Linked DNA regions of Homo sapiens: all the other regions are linked to region 3. A link is a contact called in ENCODE Hi-C or POLR2A ChIA-PET data. All regions are on one chromosome and are shown on one strand. The core of a region is the stretch at or near the end of the contact, and the rest is flanking DNA. Distances in the headings are between cores, read along the strand shown.

Region 1 (3,844 bases), core at 643-3,142, 2.1 Mb before region 3:
CCAAGACATTTCCCAATATTCTTTCTAGATTTTTCAAGAGCAAAATGTACCAGACTTTTCTGTATCTCCCACTCTTAGCTATCTGATGTTAGCTGCCTTTCCTAACTTTATGGTTCTTTCCGTCACAATTCCTGCATCAAATTCAATTCTCTGATGGTCTGACGCCTTGCTCCCTCTGTTACTACTAAACCTGGAGAAATAAAATATCCAAACTTCTCTTTTGGGCTCCGTAAAGTAATGCTGTCCCTGGTCCCTATTTCTGGGTTTAATCAGTAAATTATTTCATCAAGATCTTCGAAGTTCAAAAGTTCCTATCACATATACAATCAGATTCCAAATAACTTTAAGCTTTCACTAAGCAAGCTTCTAAATTCAGACTAGTAAACTAATTTAACTATCAGTCAAAAACTTGACAGACTATTTGGGAATGAGAAATGTATTTCTTTGCTACTATTTGTTTTGTTAAAAATAGAGCTTAAACAACATATGCCAAGCACTAGTGACATAAAAATAAAAAAGACTCAGCCCCTGCCCTTGAGGAGGTCACAGCAAAGCAAGAGATTTATAAAAACAACTATAATACATAAGATGAACAATATAAAAAAACTTTGCATAAAGCACAGCAGGAACCCACCTATGGGAACAGGTTTACCTGCGTAGGAGGTCATGTCTGTCTGATTCCAACTGCAGCCTCAGAACATAGTCACCGGTGGACTCATATCTCTTACGTGAATAAAAGTGTTATCTTCACCTGAAAATCCAGTTGATTTAAGTCCCTTTCAGCTCTTGGAATTATAATTTTGTGATTAAGCTACTTTAACATCTATCTAGAAGAAACGTGGAAGTTAGGGAGCTGTTTTTATGAATGAGGAGCATAAAGGTCCTACCACAGTGCCTAGCACACCAGGGAGAATTAGATACAGATTTGCAGAAAAAAAGAACGTAAAGGCAGCTCTTATTGTGACTTCTCTCATCTCTCCTAATAATTAGCAAATTTTAGAATATCCGGACCACTTCCGCCCTTAATCACCCACCAGTTAAAGACACTGAGCAGCATCATTCAATCGCTCACACAAAAGTGCAAGTGCGTTCACAGCGCCAAAGAGGGGTGGGTGGAAATCTTAAACTGCTCTTACAAGCACTGGTAACAGTTTGGGAAAATACGTCCTACAGCATCCCACGCGTAGGTGAACTTGGGCTCTCCGTGTGTTCAGTTTGGAGGACATCGACCACACACACCAATCAGCCCAGCAGTGGACGATTGTACCACCATCGTCTTCTATCTGAAATTGTTACAGCGCTTCTCTGGTCACCCCCATCGGCCTCAAAGCCAAACCTTTACGAGGACGGAGGCAGGAGAGCTAATCTGATCCTGAGGTCAGAAGACACGAGGCTGTGCAGCAGACGGCGCGGCGGACACGCGGGTGTGCAGGGCCGGGAGGGGCTGGGGTGGTGCGAGGTGACTCGGGGCCCGGAGGTCAGCTGCAGCAGCCGGGTCCCGACGCCTCGGAGGCGTGGCGGCGGGACGGCGAGCGCCCCCGTTCCGGCGGGTCCGCCGCCACCAGTGGGCGCCCCGACGGTCTGGGCCGGGGTCCGCCACGGGCTCCTTACCCGTAGTAGCGGAAGGCATTAATGATCTTCCAGAAGTGCTCACGCTCAAGCCTCTCCTCCTCCTCCTCGGTGCTGCGCGTGGCCGCCGCCGCTGCCGCCGAAACCGCCGCGGCCGAGCCCCAACGCCCGGCGGAAAACTGCACTTCCACCTCCTCGCTGCCACCGCCTCCTCCCCCGCAGCCCTCGGGCAGCCGGGAGGTGGGCGGCGGAGGGCGACGCCGTCGCTGCATCGCCGCCGCGGCCCTCGGCCTGGCTCGCTTGCGTCTCTCCGCGACCGACAGCGTGGTGGCGGCTGCTTGGCCTTCCTCTAGACGGCGCCCGCCGCGGACATGCCCCCAGCTCGCGGCGCGCTCCGCCCCCGCCACCCTCAGGCCTCCATCCGCGCTGGGCTCCGCCAGGTCTTCAGGGCTCCCAGAACCAATGCGCATGCGTGTGCCTTGGTACGCGGAGGGCCCGTGCGGTCTGCGCTCATTTGCTGCCGGGCTTCGGAGACAGCGCGCTGACGTCACAACCACGCTTCCAAGGGCGGGGCCAAGGCCCCTTGGTGGGAGGCGGAGGAGGAGCTCGTAGGTGGGGTGGGACTGGCACTGCCGTTACCTGTGCGCGGCCGCGTGGGTGGGACTTAAAAGCCGGCGAGTGCCGGATTGTTGAGCTGGAGGCTGAACGCGGTCCCAGGCACTAGCAAAGAAGGGAAAGGCAAAAAGGAAAAGTTCGGCTTTGATGATTTTATTCGGAATTTTTATTTCAGAAAGTCTAGAAGGAACGTCTTGTATCCACCCTAATTTAAGTTTTAATTCACTTCCTAAATGAATTCCTATTTTTAATTACTTAAGGGGGTCGGAAGTGGGCGCCATCATCTTTTCACTTTTTTTTTTTTCCCCACTCTGTCGCCCAGGCTGGAGTGCAGTGGTGCGATCTCGGCTCATTGCAACCTCTGCTTCCTGGGTTCAAGCGATTCTCCTGCTTCTGCCTCCCGAGTGGCTGGGATTACAGGCGCGCGCCACCACGCCCGGCTAATTTTAGTATTTTTAGTAGAGATGGGGTTTCACCATGTTGGCCAGGCTGGTCTGGAATTCCTGGCCTCAGGCGATCCACCCTCCTCGGCCTCCCAAATTGCTGGGATTACAGGCGTGAGCCATCGCGCCCGTCCCATCTTTCCAGTCTTTAGGGGCTTGCGGCAGTCCTAATTCCTCCTTTACTGAGGATGGCAACAGATGAGGAAAATGCAAGGACCTTCTATCCAGCACCTGGTCTTGGGAAGACCATTACACCTACCAGCATCTAAGGGTGGCTCTTGGGAAATAACTTATTCTGGGGCCGGGCGCGGTGAATCACGCTTGTAATCCCAGCACTTTGGAAGGCCTAGGTGGGCGGATGACGAGGTCAGGAGATCAAGACCATCCTGGCTTACATGGTGAAACCCCGTCTCTACTAAAAACACAAAAAATTAGCCGGGCTTGGTGGCTGGCGCCTGTAGTCGCAGCTGCTCTGGAGACTGAGGCAGGAGAATGGCGTGAACCCGGGAGGCGGAGCTTGCAGTGAGCCGAGATCGTGCCATCCAGCCTGGGCGACAGAGCGAGACAGCGTCTCAAAAAAAAAAAAAAAAGAAAAGAAAAAGAAATAACTTATTCTGTTCAATTTAATCCACCACCCAGCAAATGAGTCTTACAAAGTAATGATAAAAGGGAAAGATTGCTTTATTCGAGGGGTTAAATATGCCCAGTGACCACAAAGTCTGTTAAAAAGTTACAACCATATTGAAAGTGAAGTGGCTTCATATTTTCATAATTTAAATTAATAGTTGAAATAAAGGTAATGCTTAAAATGACAACATTTTTATATAAAAGTTTTCTAAAACGTGAGTCTATTAATAGTAATGCAGTAATACATGTTTCAAAATTCAAAAAGAAAGTGCAAAGGATTACAAATATGAATTGGAGACAGTCTCGCTCTGCTGCCCAGGCTGGAGTGCAGTGGCACGATCTCAGCTCACTGCAACCTCCCGGCCTTCCAGGCTCAAGCGATTCTCCTGCCTCAGCATCCCGAGTAGCTGGGATTACAGGCATGCGCCACCACACCTGGCTAATTTTTTGTATTTGAAAATACTAAAGTAGAGACGGGATTTCACCATGTTGCGCAGGTTAGTCTCCCTGAACTCAGGCAATCCACCTGCCTGGGCCTCCCAAAGTGCTGGGATTACAGGCGTGAGCCGCCACGCTCGGCCAAGTGTGAA
Region 2 (3,603 bases), core at 454-2,953, 2.2 Mb before region 3:
GGCAGGCTCATGTCTTGAATAAAAACCCGCCAATGATTCTCATATACGCCTTAAGGCCCAAATTAATTTTCTTTTTTCTTTCTTTTCTTTTCTTTTTTTTTGAGACAGCGTCTCACTCTGTGGCCCAGGCTGGAGTGCACTGGCCCAATCTCAGCTCACTGCAACCGCCATCTCCCAGGTTAAAGTGATTCTTGTGCCTCAGCCTCCCGAGTAGCTGTGATTACGGGCATACACCACCACACCCAGCTAGTTTTTGTGTTTTAATAGAGACAGAGTTTCACCCTATTGGCCAGGCTGGTCTCGAACTCCCGACCTCAGGTGATCCACCCGCCGTGGCCTCCCAAAGTCCTGGGATTCCAGGCGTGAGACACCACGCCCCGCCCCCAAATTAATTTTCAATGATACTTTTGCCTAGGATCAGATTTAACACTATGAGTTAAAACAAAGCTTTGACCAAGGTACGGTGGTCCATCCTTTTCTCCAGAAGCTGTACCAGCCGGTAGGACGTTCAATTAATCAATGGCTACCACACTGGTCTCCCTCTAGAAAAAGAACTCTATCCCGAATTCTAGACTAATCATCGTTAAACCCAGGAAGGCCCTCTACACCTTTATCTGTCGTTTGTCTTTGGGCTGAACCTATGCCCTGACGGTCTGCGTTCTCGCCATGCTCACAGCCCGCCACGACCCACGGTCCCGTTTCCCTTTTACGGAGCGCGGCGCTGACGCCGCAAGGCCACTTCTATCGCTCCCGACCACGGTCTGTTTCCCCCTCGCCCAGCCCAGTGCTTTCTGCCCATCGGACTCTCGGGGTGTGCTTCTGGCGGTCGGCGTCCTCTCCCGGAGCGGTGACCCCTTCTTTCAACCCCCTCAGGCGTCTTAACCTACACAAGTCATGAGTGGGAACCGGGGCGTTTTGTGTGTGTGGGGAAAAGGCAAGCCCCTTCGCCCCTCAGCCCACCCGCCCCCAGCCCCTACCTGGCGCGATGCGACCCCCCAGTCTCCCCGCGGGGGTCCTGCGCGCCCCGCCCCGTCGTCGCCACCGCCCCCCGGGAGCCGGGCGCCCGGGAGCTCCTCCCCCGGCCCCGGCAGTACGGGCGGCGGCGGCAGCGGCGGATCGCCTGTCTCCAGACCGTGGTCCTCACGCTCCTGGCCGCTCGGGGCGCTGTTGTCCCCGCTGTCACGGCGCTTGCTGGGCGAAGCCGAGGGCTCTGCCATGGTCCCTGCGTCGATTTTGCGCTTTCGGTGCTGCTCTGGGACGCCGAGGAGCTGCCCAGCATGCGCGACCCCGGGCGGCCGGATCCAGAGAGGCGGTGGCGGCGGCTGCTCAGCGAAGTCGCAAAGCAGGAGCCGCTTCCAAGGCACGTGGAACGTCACCGGCTCGGCCGCACGCCGCTTGGCCATGGGCCCAGAGGCTCGGGCGGAGCCCGCCAGGCGCGGGAGACCGAGTGCCGATAGCTGCGGGGGGCGAAGAGCGAGGACTGAGCGCGTGAGAGAGGGACAGGCCGAAGTCGGGCGAGGAGGCGACAGGACGCTGGAGGGGGTAGGGCGGGGCAGCTCGCGCAGGGCCTAGGGCTGGGGCTCCGGCTCGGAGGCAGCTCCCGCGCTCAGCCCTCGCCGCCGCCGAGATGCGGCCCGGACGTTGAGAAGCAACCGCGAAGCGGCGGAGATTCGAACCTGCGCACAACGTGCGCGCGCGCACTCTGTCTGGCCAGGCGGAGCCGCTGGTTGGTGGAGGCTCGCGGGGCGCGCTCCCGAGCGCCCTCGCGACCGGAAGTGCGCGCTCGGGGGTAGGCGGGAAGGCCGCGGCGGGATTAATTAAAGACCCGATCAAGCGGCCCGCAGAGGGGCGTGACCTTGTTTCCTCAGGAGTGTGGCGGTGGTCTTACTACTATGTTCGTTATAGCGCGGTACGTTCTAGACCCTTCTATAGGAAATTTAAAACCTTTAAAATGTGTATTTCCTTCCTCCAGTCAGTGACCACGGGGGCGTCTCCATGAGATTAAGACAAAGATTATAATAGAGTTCCAGACTATCCTGGGCAACATAGCAAGACCTCGTCTCTACAAAAAATCAAAAATAGGCCAGGCTTGTTGGCCTGCCCCTGTGGTCCCAGCTACTCGGGAGGCTGAGGAGGAAGATTCACTTGAGCCTGGGAGGTGGAGGCTGTAGTGAGCCAGAGATCGCACCACTACACTGCAGCCTGGGCAACAGAGCGAGATGCCGTCTCAAAAAAAAAAAAAAAAAAAAGGAAAAGGATAATACAAGCTTTAAATAAAACTAGTGTTTAAGAAGCTTCACAGTAGGTTGTTATTCAAAACAAAAGACTGAAGGGAGTCTGGGCTGAGGGAAGTAGCTAAAGCTAACAGAAAACACAAATCGAAGTGTATGTTTTGCATGTTTTGCGCAGCTGCTGTGGAAGGTGAAGCAGGCCCTACATTCCTGGAAGATCTCTTGATTAAAAACTTATGGAGGAAGTTACAGACAAAATGTGCAGCTCATCCAAAATAGCTGAGTAGTTGGCAAGAACCAAGCCTGAAGCGCAGCTGTCCTTTCTAACTGAAACCTAAAATTGTTGGGCTCTTAATTAATGTTGGAAGGCTGAGTTCCCTGCTTACTATGGGCGGTGGTCAGATCAAGATTCTATGGCCATTACAGCAAAATAGTGTTGTCAGGTGAAGTGAGGTGGAGACAATTGCAGTATATTTACTATTTTATTATTTTTATTTTTTATTTTGTTTGAGACAGGGTCTCTCTCGGCCACCTAGGCGGGAGTGCAGTGGTGCCATCACGGCTCACTGCAGCCGGGCCCCACTGAGCTCAAGCGATCTCCTGTCTGGGCCTCCCAAAGTGCTTGGTTTATAGGTGTGAGCCACCGCATCTGGTCGTATTTACTATTTTAATAGTTTGATAAAGACAGTAACCAAGTAAGCAGAAATGGAAGGAAGAAAATAAGACTATTACCAGTGCTTTGAAGGGAAAAACTATCATCCTCTGTAGAAAAAGTGTGCAAGAAAGATAATTCTATTTTAGTGCTAGGTACTATCTCAGTACTAATTTACCCTGTACCCCTGCATCTCAAGGTGGTTGTGAGAGGACAAGTTAATTATTAGTTATTAACAAGCACAGAAATGTACCAAGTTAGGGTAGTAAGCAATAGCTTTTCTGTTTGGTTTTTACTTTTCTTGTTTGAAATTGGTAACCGGCCGGGTGCGGTGGCTCACGTCTTTAATCCCAGCACTTTTGGGAAGATGAGGTGCACAGATCACCTGAGCCCAGGAGTTCCATACCAGCCTGGCCAACATGGTGAAACCCCATCTCTACAGAAAATACAAAAATTAGCCAGAGGTGGTGCCTTGCACCTGTAGTCCCAGGGAGGCTGAGGTGGGAGGATCGCTTGAACCCTGGAGGCAGAGGCCAAGATTGCACCACTGTACTTCCAGCCTGGGTGACAGTGTGAGACCCTGTCTCCAAAAAAAAAAAAATAAATTGAAAACCCGTCTGTCTCAAACAGAGGAAGAGTTTTGCCATTTTTAAATCAGCAGGAAAGATCTTAATCGTAGTCATCAAGTGCTGTTTGAAAGGTTTTGAGTACCCCCAAAAT
Region 3 (3,614 bases), core at 143-2,642:
TAACAGCGGAATTTTGCAGCTACTGTGTATCTGGCTTCTTATTAATAGTGCAATGGCAAAATGCCTCATTATGTAGAGCTCTTCCCCTTCCTAGGCATTTTAGCCTCTATTCGTTTCTCCGTGCAGGTATTCTGAAGCAGACTGTTAGCTGAATGAGAGAGAAGCAGGTGGGGTGGTAGCCAATCAGAAGGGCCAAGTTCCAGTTCTTCCACAGAACATTGGTTGTATGACCTTGCACACATCCCTAACACTTCAGCTTCATTATATTTAAGACTAGGAGGTTGGAGACCTCATAAAGGTCCTTCAAATATAAAATTATATGAAAAACATTCATAAACTCAGGTAAAAACTTACAGTTTTTGTCAGGCATTCTACTTGCAAAGGCACACCCTAAACATTTAATTTTGAAAAGTCGGTGACTATGCACAAAAAGTAGTAAAATGACACAGGAATTAATAGAAATCCATCATTATTCATTTAACGTGTAAAGAGAAAACGCTCAATGTACACTTTTTCGGTCCTGCAGATGATTAATTACAGTTCTCTAAACCTCACATTTAGCATCTCTGTGACCTCAGGCCTTTGGGATTACTTCTAAGTAAGACCAAACAGGTCGAAAGATCTGTAATTGTAATTTATTTTAGGTCAGTGGTTCGGTGGAGGCATAGGGGTCAAGGGTCCAGCACTCCCAGTATTTCTTGGAGGGTGTTCAGCAGTTTCCAGACCGGCTGACTCCAACTCTTATCTGCAGGGAAGCGTGTTACTCTTTGGAATGAAAGACAGCTCCGTATAAATGACTTGACCAAAAATGGGTGCTCATCTCAGATGCAGGGCAGGGACTATGTAACTCCATCCTCGACTCGCAGCAGGAAGTTAACTCCTCCTGAGAGCCAGGCGGTCGGAGGACCAGGCGGGGAGGTTACAGGCACCAAGACACCCAGGCTGGCTGGACCCTCCCACCCTGTAATGATGAGGGGAGATGCTCCCTGGGACAGCCCCCTTGAAGCTTCTGGCGACGGGGCTGGGATCCGCCCACCCTTACTCAGGGGCGAGCCCTGTCATACGCGTGGAAGCGGCCACCACCTTCTAGGGGGAGGGGCGTTCCCGTCGGGCGTAACCGCCCCGCCCTGGGGGGCCGCTGGGGACGCTGATCTGCAGGAGGGGGCGGGGTCGGAAAAAATCCGGTAGCTCCAGACCGGTGTCCCGTTGCCAGGCGATGGGGAGGAGGCGGGGCCGACAGGAAAGAGGAGCCGGGCTCGGCGCGAAAAGGGCACCCTCCAGAGCCGCGGCCGCGCAGCCGCCTTTCCTCCCTCTCAGGGCTGCGCGCCCAGGTCTGCGCCGCGCTCCGCCTCCAGCCGCGCGCAGACTTGCGCACGCGTCGTGAGAGCGACCGCCTCCGTCTCTCGCTGGGCTCGCTAGGGCTGCGCGTTGGGCCAGCGGGGGCGCCGCAGCTGAAGCCGCCCCGGAGCCGGTGAACCGAATTACCTCGAGGGAGGGGCGTGGGGAAGGCGGCGGGAGGAGGAGCGCACGGGCCGGCTGCCGTGCCCACCACGGCTGAGGAACATGGTTTTCGAGTCGGTGGTCGTGGACGTGTTGAACCGGTTCTTGGGGGACTATGTGGTGGACTTGGACACGTCCCAGCTCTCTCTGGGCATCTGGAAAGGTAAGGAGGCCGCCGCCGCCGCTCCCCGGCCTCTCGTGCTTCCCGGCCGTCTCGCTGCCCGAGCGGCGTCCTGCGTTCTCGGGGCTTCGAGCACCTTGCTCGCCGGGTGCAGCCACCTGCCGCCGCCCGCCTGTGGGTCAAGTTACGTAAAGCCGGGCGGCAGTTCCCTGGCCTCCGCCCTCGAGTTGTTTATATTTTGGGGGAAAGGAGAGGGTCATGAGTGCGGGATGAAAAGGTCTATATTTTCCGAGCGGAGCGGACTTGCCGTGGGCTCCGTGGGTCTGGCGTTCAAGTCCCGGCGAGGGGCCGTTCTCTACCCCTGGCCCCGCACGGTCCGGCTTTAGCCGCGCGGGGCGAGGAGGCGAGACGACGCCTTCCTGGGCTGGGTCCCATCCCTGTCCTTTGCCCCCCTGGGTTTATGACGAAGGCCCCAGAAATCCCCCGCGTGTTGCATGCTGCCTCGCACGTGAAGGCAGGGCGCTGTGACCGGGGACGCCCGCTTCCTTGCTTCCCCAGCCTCAATTCCTGGCTTCACCCGTGGTGCTTTCTGCTCTCCCCCTTCCGGCCCTAGGACCCGGACGCCGGCTCTCTCTCGCCTGGGTTCGGCGGATAACAAAAAGGAAACTCAAGTGCAAAGTAACTCAAACAGTTGCTTGTGTGGTTGCAGTTAACAGCCTGACCTAGGAATGTGTAACATTTTCAAGACTTTAGGATATGTGGGTCAGAGTGAATTGCCGAATTTTAAAGAAAAACCAGGGCGTGCGGTGCAACGTCTCAGACCTGCAAAAGACCGGGCTGAACAGGGCCCTACGCTGCCTAGGTGGTGAAGGACCGAGCTTTCCTTGTGTCCGTTTAGTGTGGTATTCTGCCTTAGTGAGAGCCTCATTTTTAGTGTTTCCATCTGTTTTTGCATTATGCGCTTGTTTATTTTAAACACCCGCTAGAAATTAGACTCCTTTGTGAAATGAATTTCCCAGGCCAAAGTGAGGGTTAATTTTGTGTGTGAAGTGTGTGTGTTTAAATATATATTTAAAGTAATTTATTCTTGTCTGTGCACACACTTCCAGTCTTCTTCTAAAATACTTACCTTGACTCTTCTCGTTTATGAGATAATGTAAACAGGTAGTTTAGTTTGATTTTAAAGAATGTTACTACCGTGGGGACCTAGTATCATGATGGAGAGTGAGTGGACTACAAAAGCTAGGGATATAGTGATAGCTGCTCAGCCTGTTTGATTAGTACAAGAAACTTGCAGTCTGTTTATGCTGCTTCTTAGTTGCAAAGTGAAAATAAAATTTGTCTCCCATGTACCTCAGAAGGAAGCCTTAAGAATACTTGAGGTGAACTTTGATCTGTAGTGGAGTCTTGCTTCCACATTCAGGGTGGAGGTTTGTCTAGAGTGTGATTAATCAACTTATTTATTTGTTTAAAATTTACATGCAGTAAAATTCACTCTTGTGATACAGTTCTGTCTTGACAAATGCTAAGAGGCATGTATGCACCACCACAATAATGGCACATAAAAGGTTCATCAAGCCTCCCGAATTCTCTCAGCTGCTCCTTTGCAGTTGATCTCACCCCGCCACCACGCCCGGCTAATTTTTAGTAGAGAGGGGGTTTTGCAATGTTGGCCAGGCTGGTCTCAAACTCCTGACCTCAAGTAATCCGCCTGCCTCTGCCTCCCAAAGTGCTGGGATTACAGGCGTGAGCCACTGCGCCCGCCTGACTGTAAGTATTTATCTGTTTGCTGGTTGAAGAATATTTCAGTTTTTGGAGGTTATAAATAAAGCCGTCATAAACATTCACGTACGGGTGTTTGTGTGAACATAATTGTTATTTCTCTTGGATAAATACCTAAGAGTGGTTTTAAATTGGGTTGTACGTTTTTTTTTTTTTTTTGAGATTTATTTCATATACCATAAATTTCACTCTTTTAAAATGTACAATTCAG

Evidence for each region. A loop is a pair of places that touch in the nucleus more often than their neighbours do. ChIA-PET counts read pairs that join two places held with the same protein, here RNA polymerase II (POLR2A). Pooled maps may share reads with other maps.
Region 1: a loop to region 3 is called in a map of B cell, with 38 times the contacts of the local background. The contact joins the promoter of CARNMT1 here to the promoter of VPS13A in region 3. A Hi-C loop is called at or near these places in 6 of 168 maps with a recorded cell type or tissue (B cell, CD4-positive, alpha-beta memory T cell, CD8-positive, alpha-beta T cell and 3 more), 7 of 37 single-sample maps with no recorded cell type and 19 of 50 pooled maps. POLR2A ChIA-PET finds 5 or more read pairs at or near these places in 2 of 52 experiments (activated B cell and activated CD4-positive, alpha-beta T cell).
Region 2: a map of B cell shows a loop between it and region 3 (33-fold over the local background). The contact joins the promoter of C9orf40 here to the promoter of VPS13A in region 3. A Hi-C loop is called at or near these places in 7 of 168 maps with a recorded cell type or tissue (B cell, CD4-positive, alpha-beta T cell, CD4-positive, alpha-beta memory T cell and 3 more), 2 of 37 single-sample maps with no recorded cell type and 16 of 50 pooled maps.

What each region holds. Positions count from the first base shown.
Region 1 is chr9:75,026,401-75,030,244 of GRCh38, forward strand. It overlaps CARNMT1 (carnosine N-methyltransferase 1), which reads right to left and starts at 1,893. Exons shown (of 8, transcript NM_152420.3): 1 at 1,612-1,893. The coding sequence starts at 1,841. RefSeq lists an enhancer at 725-774 and a silencer at 1,425-2,114.
Region 2 is chr9:74,951,209-74,954,811 of GRCh38, forward strand. C9orf40 (chromosome 9 open reading frame 40) reads right to left here and starts at 1,704. Exons shown (of 2, transcript NM_017998.3): 1 at 978-1,704. The coding sequence starts at 1,403. CARNMT1-AS1 (CARNMT1 antisense RNA 1) reads left to right here and starts at 1,757. Exons shown (of 5, transcript NR_121183.1): 1 at 1,757-1,909. RefSeq lists an enhancer at 596-665 and silencers at 996-1,205, 1,476-1,685.
Region 3 is chr9:77,176,142-77,179,755 of GRCh38, forward strand. It overlaps VPS13A (vacuolar protein sorting 13 homolog A), which reads left to right and starts at 1,393. Exons shown (of 72, transcript NM_033305.3): 1 at 1,393-1,663. The coding sequence starts at 1,564. It overlaps VPS13A-AS1 (VPS13A antisense RNA 1), which reads right to left and starts at 1,776. Exons shown (of 2, transcript NR_026668.2): 1 at 1,486-1,776; 2 at 615-765. RefSeq lists silencers at 1,021-1,350, 1,112-1,406, 2,389-2,558 and an enhancer at 1,112-1,406.